2 separate regions of the Homo sapiens genome follow, and region 1 is linked to region 2. Evidence: read pairs that join two places in POLR2A ChIA-PET (ENCODE). Cell type or tissue: Panc1. All regions are shown on one strand. Each heading gives the region's core, and the rest is flanking DNA. Links, peaks and the distances in the headings are about the cores only.

Region 1 (6,234 bases), core at 1-5,000, 900 kb after region 2:
ATAAAACCATCAGATCTCATGAGACTTATTCACTTCCACGTGAACTGAGGAAACCACCCCCATGAATCAATTATCTCCCACAGGGTCCCTCCTACAACACATGGGAATTATGGGAGTACAATTCAAGATGAGAAATGGGTGGGGACACAGAGCCAAACCATATCATGGAGGTTCCTTAAAAAATTTAAAATAGAAATACCATATGATACAGCAATCCTACTTCTAAGTATATAGCCAAAGAAAATAAAATTTGTATGTTGAAGAGATAGCTGCCTTCCTATGTTCATTGCAGCATTATTCACAATAGCCAAGATATGGAATCAACCTGAGTGTTCATCAACGGATGAATGGATAGAGAAAATGTGGCATACATATACACACAATGAAAGACTATTCAGCTTTTAAAAAGAGGAAATCTCTACATTTGCAATAAAATGGATGAACCTGGAGGTTATTATGTTAAGTAAAGTAAGTCTGGCATAGAAAGACAAATACCGCACGATCTCACTTATATGTGGAATCTAGAAAGTTGAACTCACAGAATTACAGAGTAAAATGGTTACCAGAGTTGCCGGTGGGGAGGGCAGGGAATTGAGAGATGTTGGCCAAAGATTACAAAGTTTTAGTTCTACAGGAGGGATAGGTTTTTGAGGTCTATTGCACAGAATGATGACCATATTTAATTATAATATATCATATATTTCAAAATTGTCAAAAGAGAAGATTTAAATGTTCTCAGCACAAAAATAATAAGTATGGGAGATGGTAGATAGGTTAATTATCATGATATAATCCACAATGCATGTACATATATATATTATATATTTATATATAAACATCACATTGTATTTGTGTAATTTGTGTATTTGTATATTTGTGTATGTGTGCACATGTAAAAATACACAATTATTATTTGTCAATGAAAAATAAATCTAATTACTCAAAATCAGCATAATTATTTAAATATAGGAGACACAGATGATAAACTATGATGTGAACTTTTAAAGTCATGTGTTCTGGACTGAATTGTGTTCCCCCAAAATTCATATGTTGAAGCCCTAACCCCCCAAGATGACTGTAAGTCGTGATAAGGGCTTTAAAGAGGTATTAAAGGTTAAATGAACTTAGAAGGATAGGGCCCTAACCAAATAGAACTGGCACACTTACAAGAAGAGGAAGAAATGTCAGGGGCATGTGTACATGCACAGATAAAAAAGGTCATTGAGGACACAATGAGAATTTGGCAGTCTACAATCCAAGGAGAGAGTACTAAGAAGAAACCAAACCTACTAACAAGTGGATCTTGTACTTCCAGCCTCCAGGACTGTGAGAAATAAATTTCACTTATTTAAGAGCCACCCAGTCTGTGATATTTTGTTATGGCAGCCCTAGAAAACTAATACATTTTTGTGTTCAAAAACGATGTAATGTTGTAAGAAAATATATATTGTTGCGATATAGACAATATAAGAAACTAAATCTCTTTATCTCTCTTTCTGCCTCTCTTTGCCTCTTTATTTCTCTTTCCTCTCCTCTCCTCTCGTCTTCTTTCTCTCTCTTTCTCTCCCTCCCCTTCTCTCTTTCTCCACCGCCCACCCACACACATACACACACTGGAAAGTTTTATGCCCAGATTTTACTTTGGTTGGTATGGGTAGCTTTAATTATCTTCCTTATAGTTATGTTTACATTTTTCTATAATAAATATATCATGATAATTATAAATAAATTATACATTTTAAAAGTTATTGAGTTCAAATACTCAGTTCCTGCAGATGTTAGAATACTCATGGAAAATGAAACACAATTCTGTTGACATGATAATTGAAAAGAGAACTTTTTACTCCAAAGCTGCATTGACATTAATTGCTTTTTGCTTCCCAAAATACAATTATTTTCATAAAACAGGTTTCCTATCTCTGTAAAAAATTTTTTTAAAAATAATAAAAGGTGAAATAATTATTGGAAAGAATTAGGAAAGATGAAAAATGTGAAAGCAATGCTACGATGCCAAAATAGCTATTCTAAACATTTGTGCTTGCTATGGCTTGCAGTTAAAATTTAAAAATAGCACTTAAATATGCGTGTTAATAACATCCAGAAGGCATTTCTTTCAAGCCTGTTTGGGCTGTTGAAGGGTTTAATTTAACCACAGCATTCATTTATGTCTAGCAGTTAAATTTTTTCTTTTAAGCTCAAAGGAACTGTGAGTTGTAACTATGATCTAATTGGTAAGGAATGAAGAATGTTTTTCATGTTTTATAGACAACATGAATCCTGATCACTTTACAGCAGTAAATTATGAAGTACTCCACTTGTTGTGTCTCCCTGTGGAAGCCAGGGCTTAGCTCATTAAACTATAAAAATAACTTGCTGGGTTCGGCAGCTTCTAGAAAGGCTCTCTGACAAGGTGGGTTATTTTTATTTCACTAATACACATTCACTAGGCAGTCCAGAGCAAGCGAGATTCTTTATGGTCCCCAACTAAATCAATTTATAACTACATCTACATGTCAGAGGGGACGTGCAAAGAACCTAAACTGCTATATAGGAAGATAATTTATTATTGATTTTTTCAACCTTTTTTTAAAAAGCAGCTACATTTCACTGGCTTCCTGGTTCCTTTCTGCAACGCAAATGACCTGTACAACACTTGTGACATGTCAAACCAGTCTTCTACGCGGGGAGAAAAAGGGCATACAAGTCGGGAGTGCCTGGTTTCCTGATGGCTTAAAGAGAAATAAAGAATGACCTTTGGGACATTTGAAAACAAGGAGCAAAAATCATCTGTCCACTCTCCCCATTGTGAAAGACCTTAAAAAATTAAGTGCTAATGATCTACTGTTTAATATGCATACTAAATTACCTCTTACCTAATAAACCAGGTAACTTACTTAATTTTACTGGAAGAAAAATTACTATAAATTTTATACTTTTTCTCTTGGCCTTAAAGAGTCAAATATCCAGTTGCAAATAACTTGAAAATCATGCCCACAGCTCATGACTGGAGGAAGTTAGAAAAAGACTGTGATACAAAATGTGTAGCCTGCAGAGTTTGCTATCGAGCCCTGTAATGATCGATTCCATTCACTTGACTCTGATTCTATAGTGAATAGACTCTTTAGCAAGGACTTAGCAGCAGCAATTTCAACAGAACATTTTTTTTCCATGATTAGAACAACAGCCATGTACTTAGACTGCAACTCTAAGTTCTACTTACCACAGAGTTATTTTACCTGTATTCCTTATATTTACAAAGTCAAATAAAAACAACCTCTGTTATCAGAATACTGTTAGGATTTACTGGTAAAATATTAAATACCATGTACCATGACAATAGATTACATGAACAGTTATCCTATAATGATTGTGACATAATGAAAATAACAAAAGTGTCTTACGCATATTTCATCCCATTTGGGCAGAAAATCTACCAAGAATTACCATCGTTCCCACTCCCACTGCCATTTCTCCCACACTATCCTTCCCCCATGGCTGGTGTTAAGATTTTATTTTGTACATTCTTGGTAAACTTGTTAAAGCTAAAACTTACTCCTGCAAATGTTATGATTTTCCTCCCTTAGATTAGAAGACTTTATTTTACATTAAAATGCTCTCACAGGTAAGTGGGAATTATGGGATTTAGGCCCCTCACGTAGTAGATTCTGAAACACTTGAAATCAGAAGTTTTGGGTTTGAATCCTGACCACCACCTACTAGGTTGTAATAATCTAATACAAACCCTATTTCATAATAAAGTGCTGACTATCTCACATAATTTATTGAATACTGTACTGAAAGTGAAAAACAAAATGGTTGTACTCGAAGTACAGTCTCTAGTAATGCATATCACTTCTGCACCACTACAAAGTGGAAAAATCCTCAAACTATTGTAAGTCAGGGACTATCTACCTATTTTTCTCTTGCTGCTTTTAAGACTTTTTTCTTTTCCTTCGTCTTTTAACAGTATGATGTGCCTAGGTGTAGATTTCTTCATATTTATCCTACTTTGGGTTTGTTGAACTTTTTGAATGTGTAGTTAACGGTTTTCATCAAATTTGGGGATTTTCTGGCCATTATTTCTTCAAATATATTTTCCATTGCTTTCTTTTTCTCTTCTTCTGAGTCTCTAGTTACACCCATGTTGGTACACTTAACATGGTCCCACATGTCTTTGAGGTTCTGCTCATATTTCTTAAATATTTTCTGTGTTCATCATTTCTATTTATCTATTTTCTATTTCATGGATTTTTTCCATCTCCCATCTGCTGTTGAGGTCTTCTATTGCATTTTTTATTGTATTAATTGTACTTGTTAATTTTAGAATTTCTATTTTGTTCTTTGTTTTTAACTTTAAGTTCAGGCATACATGTGCAGGTTTGTTACATAAGTAAACTTGTGTCATGGGGGTTTGTTGTACAGATTATTCCATCACTCAGCTATTAAGCCTAGTGCCCATCAGTTATTTTTCCTGATCCTCTTCCTCCTCCTACCCTCCACCCTCCAATAGGCTCCAGTGTATGCTGTTTTCCTCCATAGGTCCATGTGTTCTCATCATTTAGCTCCCACTTACAAGTGAGAACATATGGTACATGGTTTTCTGTTACTGCATTCGTTTGCTGAGAATAATGGCCTCCAGCTCCATGCATGTCCTGGCAAAGACATGATCTCATTGTTTTTGATGGCTGCATAGTACTCCATGGTGTGTATGTACCACATTTTCTTTATCCAGTGTTATCACTGATGGGCATTTGTGTTGATCCTATGTCTTTGCTATTGTAAATAGTGCTGCAATGAATACACACATGCATGTGTCTTTATAATAGAATGATTTATATTCCTTTGGGTATATACCCAATAATGGGATTACTGAGTCGAACGGCATTTCTAGCTTTATGTCTTTAGGGAATCACCACACTGTCTTCCACAATGGTTGAACTAATTTACACTTCCACTAACAATGTATAAGTGTCCTTTTTCTTCACAACCTCACCAGCATCTGTTATAGTTTGACTTTTTAAAAATAATCATTATGACTGGTGTGAGATGGTATTTTATTGTGGTTTTGATTTGCATTTCTCTAAAGATCAGTGATGTTGAGCTATTTTTCATATGCTTGTTGGTTACATGTATGTCTTCTTTTGAAAAGTGTCTGTTCATGTCCTTTGCCCACTTTTTAATAGGGTTGTTTGTTTACTTCTTGTTAATTTGTTTAAGTTCCTCATAGATGCTGGATATTAGATCTTTGTCAGATGCATAGTTTGCAAAATTTTTCTTCCATTCTGATGATTGTCTGTGTACTCTGTTGATAGTTTCTTTTGCCATGCAGAAGCTCTTTAGTTTAATTAGATCTCATTTGTCAATTTTTACTTTTGTTGCAAATGCTTTTGGTGTCTTTGTCATAAATCTTTGCTCATGCCTATGTCCTGAATGATATTGCTTAGGTTGCCTTTCAGTGTTTTTACTTAAAATAATTTGTTTTAAAAATCCTATTTTTTAAAAATTTCCATCTCCTTATTAAGGTTCTCCGTTGACTGATTCATTATTGTCACGTTTTCCTTTAACTCATTAAACATTATTTCTTTCAGTTCTTTGAACATATTCATAATAGCTGCTTTAAGCTTTTGCTAAATCTAACATCTTTAATTGGAGTGATCTACTGCTTTTTTCTGAGTTATACTCTCCTTATTCTTTTATATCTTATATTTTTGTTGAAAATTTTTAAAAATAATACATGATACCAGTTATGAATTCTGATTTCTCCCCCAGAGTTCTTATTGGTGCTGGTTGTTTGTGTTTTTAAATGTTTTTTTGTAATTTGTATGGTCCAAACCTATAAAATCTGCTTCATGTGCAGTGTGTGGCCACTGATATCTCTACTCAATTTTTGAAATTATTATTGTTTTTATTTTTAAGATTAGCCTTTAAGGGGTTGCCCCTGTGTTTGCCTAGTTTTACTGTCATCCAGTGATTGGACAGAGGTTGTTCTCAAGCCAATAAATATGTTTGTTACTAGTGCAGTGCATTCAAAGTTAAGGCTGTCTTCAAGACTTCTCTGCAGAACTCAAGACTTCAAGTAAAATCAACTCTCTGTTGGGTTCTTTTGCATTTCCCCTTTGCCATTCATTGAGATATGAAAAAGAGATTAAAGAGAGACTTATAAATTTGTATTGCTTTTTCAAGTTACCCGGAAATTTGCATTTGTGTGTCTGGTGACATTCTAAAAGGTGGTGG
Region 2 (8,084 bases), core at 2,507-7,506:
ACAGAAGGGAGGGAGAGTTTGAATGGAATTAATTATTAAATGGTAACATTTAATCCTAGATCCTTATTATGAGTGCCAAGAGAAAACATCTGTGGGTGCTTAGAACAGACAGATTTGGAGCATCCATACAGATTCTGCTAGGTTTGATGAAACCTCCCAGGGAACAAGGTGATTTGGGAAGCTAAACATTTATTCTCCCACTTACACTCATAACCTCTCTGGAAATAGATGAGTCCGTGGTACCAAGAATGACTTTATGACTTACCCCATGTGGCAGAGAAGAAAAGGAAAGGCGCTTCCTTTCCACTTTTGCCGTGTCAGGGCTATTTGAAACGAGTTCAGTGTCCATGGAAGAAAACTAAATATCACTGTATTGGACAATCTAGCAGCAGCTGCCATCTGTATGACAATATCCATTTATTCTGTTCCCTGCCACCTCTTGCATCTCTGTTGCAGTGTTCTTTTGTAAGTGTTCCTGACATTTTGTTTATCTTTCTTTTAAACATTCTGCCAAGATTATGTCTGAAAATGAGGGGAAAAAAAACCCTCCATTTTTCACTTGCTAAATCTGTTACAAGGGAAACAATTCAGTGCCATTCTCAAAATACTAAGGAGCTTTCAAGATACTGAAAATTCTCCAGTAAGTTGCCAAGCAAAATCAGGGCTAGAGTATAAATGTGAAAGGGACAAATAAGTTCTCATACATGATGCTAGTTGGATGGGATCAAACTCTTAATGGATGGCCTATTCTCTCCATTGTTTAAACGGCAGGCTTAAATAAAAACACATTTTCCCTCTTAGCCTCATAAGTAGACACATATATATAAACACTTTCTATACTTCTTAATGAAAGAGAGTCCTTTCTGAGGTACCTGAAGAAATTTAAAAATTTAGTATTAAAATTATTTTGATTCACAAATCATAATTGTGCACATTTATGGGGTACAATGTGATGTTTTGATATATGTACACAACATGGCATGATTAAATCAAACTGATTCACATATCCATCATCTACCTTCCCTATCATTTTTTATGGTGAGACGTATGAAATTTACTCTCCTAGTTATTATTAACTAGAGTCACCCTGCTGTGCAATAGATCTCAAAACCTAACTTCCCTGTCTCTCTGAAACTTTGTACCCTTTAATTAACAATTCCACATTTCCTCCATTCCCATCCTTTTACCCCACCCCAGCCGCTGGTAACCATAGTTCAACTTTATTGGATCCCACATATAAGTGAGATCATACAGTATTTGTCTTTCTGTGCCTGGCTTATTTCACTTAGCATAATGTCCTCTAGATTCATCCATGTTGTTGCAAATGACAGGATATCCCCCCCCCTTTTTTTTTAAGGCTGAGTAGTATTTCATTGTGTGTATATACCACATTTTCCTTATCCATTCATCCACTGATGGACACTAGGTCATTTCCATATCCTGGCTATTGTGAATAATGCTACAATGAACTTAGGTGTGCAGATGTTGCCTCAATATATTGATTTCACTTCTTTTGGATATGTACTCACAGGTGGGATTGCTGGATCATATGGTAGTTCTATTTTTAGTTTCTTGAGTACTCTCTAGATGACTGTTTTGATAAAATGTTTTTATGACTTCATAAATACAATCCAAGATCGTCTTACTTTGATTTAATTGATTCCAAACATTTGACAACAGAGTTTTTCCTTTTCTTTCTCTGGAGCACCTTGAAGACTCCCAGGGCATTAGAATTGCAGCAGCACTACCACAATGTTCATTTTGTTAGATTTGGATGATTCGCTCAGTGATGGATGCCCCAAATGTAGTGCTTAACCATTCCATGGTGAAAATGCTGCAATTTATCAACAGAAGGAAGTTTGTAAGGAAATCAAAGAAAAATGTTTCGCAAGTGACTGTAAAGACTGCTTTTGAATTTTAGACTTAATTCACCATTGTAAATCTGATTTCCATGTTATCATATTTCTTGTCTGTGTTTTTCATTAGCTAGATTGGTTCGATGCCCTCTCCTCCCCTCCACCTTTTCTGACCTTTCTTTGATTCTTTCTCCTAATTTCTGAATCATGATTTTTCTTCCCAAGATTTGGGAAAGAGGGTAGAAAACTTACAGCAGAACGGCTAGAAATTTCTACTAAGTTCTATATAATCCGTGTATAATATTTACAAATCAATGACTAAAATTAAGACCAGTTTTGCAAATGTATCTCCACTAAAGAAGCACAGTGCAAAAAAGTAATTCCTAATTTTTATCGATCTTCTTAAATGCTTAAGAATATCCAAGAATGTTGTGTTCACTAATTCATTTAAAATCTTCTACTCTTGTATTTATTTTCTAAGCCTGTGAACTCTTGGGAGCTTCTCACTTTATTGCCTTAGCATTAAGTTCTATGCCATCACAGTAACTTGTCATAGTCTCCATTACATTAATCCCTTTCCCAATAGAGTCCCCTAAGACATGGTTCTTCAGCTTTGATTGTTTCACCAAAGATCTTCATGCAGTTTTTATCATTTCCACACTACCACACTTGCTAGGTGGGGGGCCCTCAAATAGAGCCACATTAATTTTAGTTAACTGTTATTCTAGCTCTCCTTTCTAACTATTATTGCAAATCTTTGAGCCCCATGCAAAGCCCACGACTTAACTCTGTGTATCCCCAGGGTTGTCTCTGAAGTGGTTATAAACAAGACTTAGTATCAAATAAACAAGGGTAGTAATTAGATTCTTAGCCACATAGCTGTGAACTTAAGCGTACGATTTCCTGACCTCCTCTAGTGGATGGAGTAGTATTTCCCCAAAATCCTTGTCCATCCTGAATCTCAGAATGTGATCTAATTTGGAAAAAGGGTCTTTGCAGATATAATTAAGAAAATGATTGGCTGGGCTTGGTGGCCTCACGCCTGTAATCCCAGCACTTTGGGAGGCCAAGGTGGGCGGATCACGAGGTCAAGAGATCAAGACCATCCTGGCTAACACAGTGAAACCCCATCTCTACTAAAAATACAAAAAATTAGCCAGGCATGGTGATGGGGGCCTGTAGTCCCAGCTACTCGGGAGACTGAGGCAGGAGAATGGTGTGAACCCAGGAGGCAGAGCTTGCAGTGAGCCCAGATCACACCACAGCACTCTAGCCTGGGAGACAGAGTGAGACCCTGTCTCAAAAAAAAAAAAAAAAAAAAAAAAAAAGTCAACCCGGGAGGCAAAACTTGCAGTGAGCCGAGATCATGCCACTGCACTCCAGCCTGGGCGACAGAGCGAGACTCCATCTCAAAAAAAAAAAAAAAAAAAGACCAAGATGAGCTCATACTGGATTAGAGTTGGCCTTCAGCTAATGAAAGTGTCTTGGGAGAGACAGAATAGAAGGCACAGAGACACAGGAAAGAAGGCCACATGAAAACAGAGGCACACGGCAAGGAACACAAGGAGCCACCATAAACTGGAATAAGCAAGGAAGGATTCTCTTCTAGGGCCGTTGAAGGGCGAATGGCCCTGCTGACACCTTGATTTTAGACTTCTGGCCTCCAGAACTATGAGAGAATTTTACCTACCTCATCAAAGTGTTGTGTAAATTAAATGAGACAATGCACGTGAAGGGTGTGTTAGTCTGTTCTCATGCTGCTAATAAAGACATACCTGAGACTAGGTAATTTATAAAGAGAAAGAGATTTAATGAATTCACAGTTTCACATGGCTGAGGAGGCCTCACAATCATGGCAGAAGGTGAAGGAGGGGCAAAGGCATGTCTTACGTGGCGGCAGGCAAGAGAGCCTGTGCAGGGGAAGTCACCTTTATAAAACCATCAGATCTCATGAGATTTATTCGCTATCATGAGAACAGCATAGGAAAGACCCACTCCCATGATTCAATTACCTCCCACCTGATCCCTCCCACAACATGTGGGGATTATGGCAGCTACAGTCAAGATGAGATTTGGGTGGGGACACAGCCAAACCATATCAAAGGGCCTGGTACAAGAGGAGGTCCAAGTCTCCACTTAGTCACTCACTAGCAATGGTAGGGAACATTACTCAATTTCTATGTGCCTCCCTTATCTTAAGGACAAAAAACAGGGATAATAATTTTCACCTACCTTCACTGAACAGTTTTTGTGATGATCAAATGAATTCACAGACATGAACATTCCTAGCATATGAGAAACATTCAAGAAATGTGGAGATCTGTGCTCTTCCTTCCCCATGTCCCTCAAACTACTGGGGGTGGTAAAGTAGTGGGAGAGAAATAAGAAAATCAGGACATTGCTTTTTTCAATAAGAATGGCCAGATGCCCCCTGGCAACTCCAAAAGAAAATTCTGCTTTTATCTTTGAGTTGATGTCTAGATCTCGTTACATTGTTACCCTCTAAATATAATTTTCAGAAGTACTGATATTGACATCACTGAGCCAAAACAATGTCTATGTAAATAGAATTGATAAAATCGTATCAGCAGTTCTATAGGTTCAACCATTCCAGATCTGTTTCCCTCCCTCCCTCCCTTCTTTCTTTCCTTGTTGTCAATGCTTCTTCCCATCCACTTTCTCTCCATATTATTACAGTGTTCTGATGTCGTGGTTGGGAATAATTCTAAAAAGAGAGCCACCCCAGCCTGCTCAGGGTGATTCATCATACTTTAAGCTTGACATGTCAGAGAGTATATAAATGTGTGTTCCTGGGCACTGTGGCAGGTTTCACTAAGAGCTGAGACATATTACTTAAGAGAAAACAGAGAAAATATGCAGCATAAAAACAAGTAGTGGGTATTTGTGAACAATTCAATCAATTGCAACGATCCACAAGACCAGGTTGGTGACTATAACCAGGGCTATAATTTCATATGTGGCGACCACAAGACCACCGAAGTATGGTAGGGGAATCAAGTCAGGGAAATATTTGATGGGAACCAGCCATTTATTCAGTGACCTTGTATTTACCAGAGTTGCCTGGGAGAGAAGCAGCCGGGCGTTATCACTGGCTTCCAAGGGCCTGAGGAGAAGGGCAGAACTACCCAGGAATGGAAGCCACAAGCAGCCCAAAGCTAGAAGGCCGTCGCCATGACACTGACCACTTGCTCAGTAAAGAGACCACTGGAGAAGACTGCAAAAGTCAGAAAAACTTGCCAGGGATAGGGCAAAGAGCTGATGAGGTTTAAGTTGTAGAGAATATATGACTCTGGAGTCTTACAGTCCTTGGTGTAAATCTGGCTCTGACACACATTTGAGTGGCCTTGAGAACATTATTTATTTAAGCTTCAGTTGCCCCCAAACATAAAGTGGAGATAAAAGTTACTTACCTTGCAGACTTGTTGTAAGACTTAACTGAAGTTATACGTGAAAACGCCCTGAGATGTAAAACTAGGAAAAAAATGGATTTTCCCCTCCCTCCCTCCCTTCCTTCCCCTGAATTCCTATAAAATCAGTTCCCCAAGGTAAGAAGAAAGAACTTTTACATTCTGCATGAAATAATCTATTTCTTGATCCTTTAGCATCAGGATTCAAATGGTCCTTTACTTAATTAAAGCTAGGAAGTGGACATTGGAAATTTCTTTTACAATTTCCAATTTAGATTTCTAAAATGGGTGACTGACTGTACATTAGCTTCCTCTCCACTTGTCACTAGTAAAGTATCCCCTTACTGTGAACAAGAGCTATATAGATATATACACGTAAACTTCAACGCGTCTAAATGCTAATTTGTGATGGGCCAAGAGTAGGCAGAGAAGAGATGATAAAAATGGCAGATTAGTAGTCACTAAGTTATCAGGGTGAGTGGAGGTCATAAAACTGAAAAAAAAAAAAAAAAAACATAAAAACAAGGTAAATTGCCAAGAAGCTAATGAAAGATACCTGAAAGCAGGGAATGAATTAAGACCTTGAGTGAGGGATTTAGACTTAAATAAGACGGATTACTGAGGTGGATTTCAGCTTCAAGTAACAGAAAACTAAGCTCAGAATTGTTTAAACAATAGATTTATTGGCTCATCTATCAGAAAGTCCAGATATAGTGAGGGCTTCAGCATTGTTGGATGACATCGTTCAATACATCGACCTGGGTCTGGGTTCTATTAGTCTGTTCACTCTGCCTTCAGAGTGAAAGCCCAGTACTAAAGTCCACTCCACGTTAATCACAGAATGGCCACAGTACCAGTCAGAGTTCTGGTGCTTTCTTGTTCACATTTGGTGGGAGGGAGGAACTAGATCCTCATAGTTTCAGAAACTTCCTACAAATCTGTCAGCATCTTATATTTTCTGGAACTGGATCATATACCCATTCCTAAAGAGAAAAGGACTTATCCCTCAATCAATCCGCCTCACCCATAGGCCATGTGGGAGTCAGCTTCCCTTGAAGTTTTTGGGCTATGTCAGAGGGCTTAGGTACCTGAACAAAACCAGGTAGTGTTAGGAAAAAAGTATAGATTGATCCAGGGTAGGTCATCTACCTTTTACACTACAGAATATTAGCAAGGTAAACATTACACTTTCATTTACTTCAGCCTCCTAAGTTTTCCAATGTGATGGCAATGTCATACAACGAAGTATTGGTAAAGTCATATCTAGTGATTTTTCTTACATCCCAAGTCATAAGTTTGTTTTGTTGTAGTGTTGTTTTGTCTTGACTATATTAAACTGCCTCTTAAGCAAGTACCACAAAACCTTTTCACCCTAACAAGTGCACATAATAAGGGTTCTCCAATTCTAAAGTCTGATACTCAGTGAGTCCCCAGACCCACGCATCTTATACTGTTCCCACCAGCATGAGGTCCAGGAATTCTGCCACACCATCAAAGTCAGTGGTTCTTAATCTGATTGGGCAATAGGATCACCCAGGGAACTTACCAGAAGTACCCATGCCAGAGGATACTGACCCAGTGGGAATGAGGGGAGGTTTGGGCATCTGTATGTTTTTTAATCCCAGTTGAAAGAGAGTTAGAGACTGGAAAACTGAAGCTTGGATGGGAGAGAGCATTAATTCACTGTATACTTTTTTGTGTGGATTGAATTTTTTTCATTATGTATCTATATTATTCTCTTCCCTTCGTTTTTCTTTTCTTTATTAAGGTCTTCAGTGTTTCTGAAGTGCAGACAATGAGAACTATTAATCTATATGGTCAAATATCAATCTTTAGGTTGAATAGAGCCAAAAGTGTTTAGAATTGGTTGTCAGAGTGATATTTAAACATACTGACTTTTTTCTTTTTGTAGAGATAGGGGGTGGGGGGCATCTTACTGTGTTGCCCACACTGGTCTCAAACTCATGGTCTCAGGCAATCCTCCTCCCTAGGCCTCCCAGAGTGCTGGGATTACGGGTGTGAGCCACCGCACCCAGCCCATATTGCCTTTTTAATGAAAACCCTGAGGCCAACAAATTGGTCGGTGCTAACACCTGACTCAGATTCTTGGACTCATTTTTTGGGATTTCTGGACAGACCACAGAGTCTGGAATATGTCCCAGTTTTTGAAATGAAAGAACATAGATGACCAGATCATTTTGTTGATAGACAGAGAAAATTCCGGAGAACCTTGTTTGGCTTCCCCTTGAAAGAAGAAACGATTAAATTATTTGTAACTGAAATCAGCTCCGTGCTGTTTGCCATCAGTCCTCCCACACGTATGCCTCAGTGACAGACAGAGACCAGAGTAAGATTGCTCTGTTTACTTTAAGATGTCTTTGTAGAGGTACTTCTCAAAGTCTCTTCTAAGTGATCAGAGGCACTGCTCCTCTTTGAATTACAGCTCTAAGAAGCAGGAATCAGTAACTAGATGTTTTAAAACCCCTTTCACTAGCAATTTAAAGAGATTAGAAGTTTCATGGAGAAAGATGTGCTTGGAAATCATTAAAACGGTAGACATTGTTTTCAGAAAGAAACATCCTTCGGTCACACTTTTGTAGCTAGTTATGGTCTGATGGAAATCAATCACAAAGAAAATTCAGTGTAGCCTAATGGTCATTTTCACAAGAGTAGACCAGACCACTTGTGGCACAGCAGTTACTATCTTTTTTATTTGTATTTCACATAGGATATTTTTAAACCTGCACATAAATTGTCTGACAAATCTCTATGTCTACCATATCTGGGGAATTGTTCCTCC

The links. ChIA-PET counts read pairs that join two places held together with the same protein. Peaks named below come from ENCODE experiments on the same cell type or tissue, not always from the same donor. Only the 100,000 strongest peaks of a DNase experiment are listed, where the experiment ranks them.
Region 1: POLR2A ChIA-PET joins it to region 2 with 5 read pairs; 2 of 35 experiments call an interaction of 5 or more read pairs at or near these places.

What each region holds. Positions count from the first base shown.
Region 1 is chr5:123,912,964-123,919,197 of GRCh38, reverse strand. No RefSeq gene overlaps it. Among named protein-coding and RNA genes, the nearest start is that of CSNK1G3, 400 kb to the right of the region's middle. In Panc1, for the core only: no CTCF peak of the experiment used is centred there; a DNase peak (open chromatin) is centred at 2,237; H3K27ac peaks cover 2,737 bases.
Region 2 is chr5:124,815,946-124,824,029 of GRCh38, reverse strand. No RefSeq gene overlaps it. Among named protein-coding and RNA genes, the nearest start is that of ZNF608, 73 kb to the right of the region's middle. In Panc1, for the core only: no CTCF peak of the experiment used is centred there; no DNase peak of the experiment used is centred there.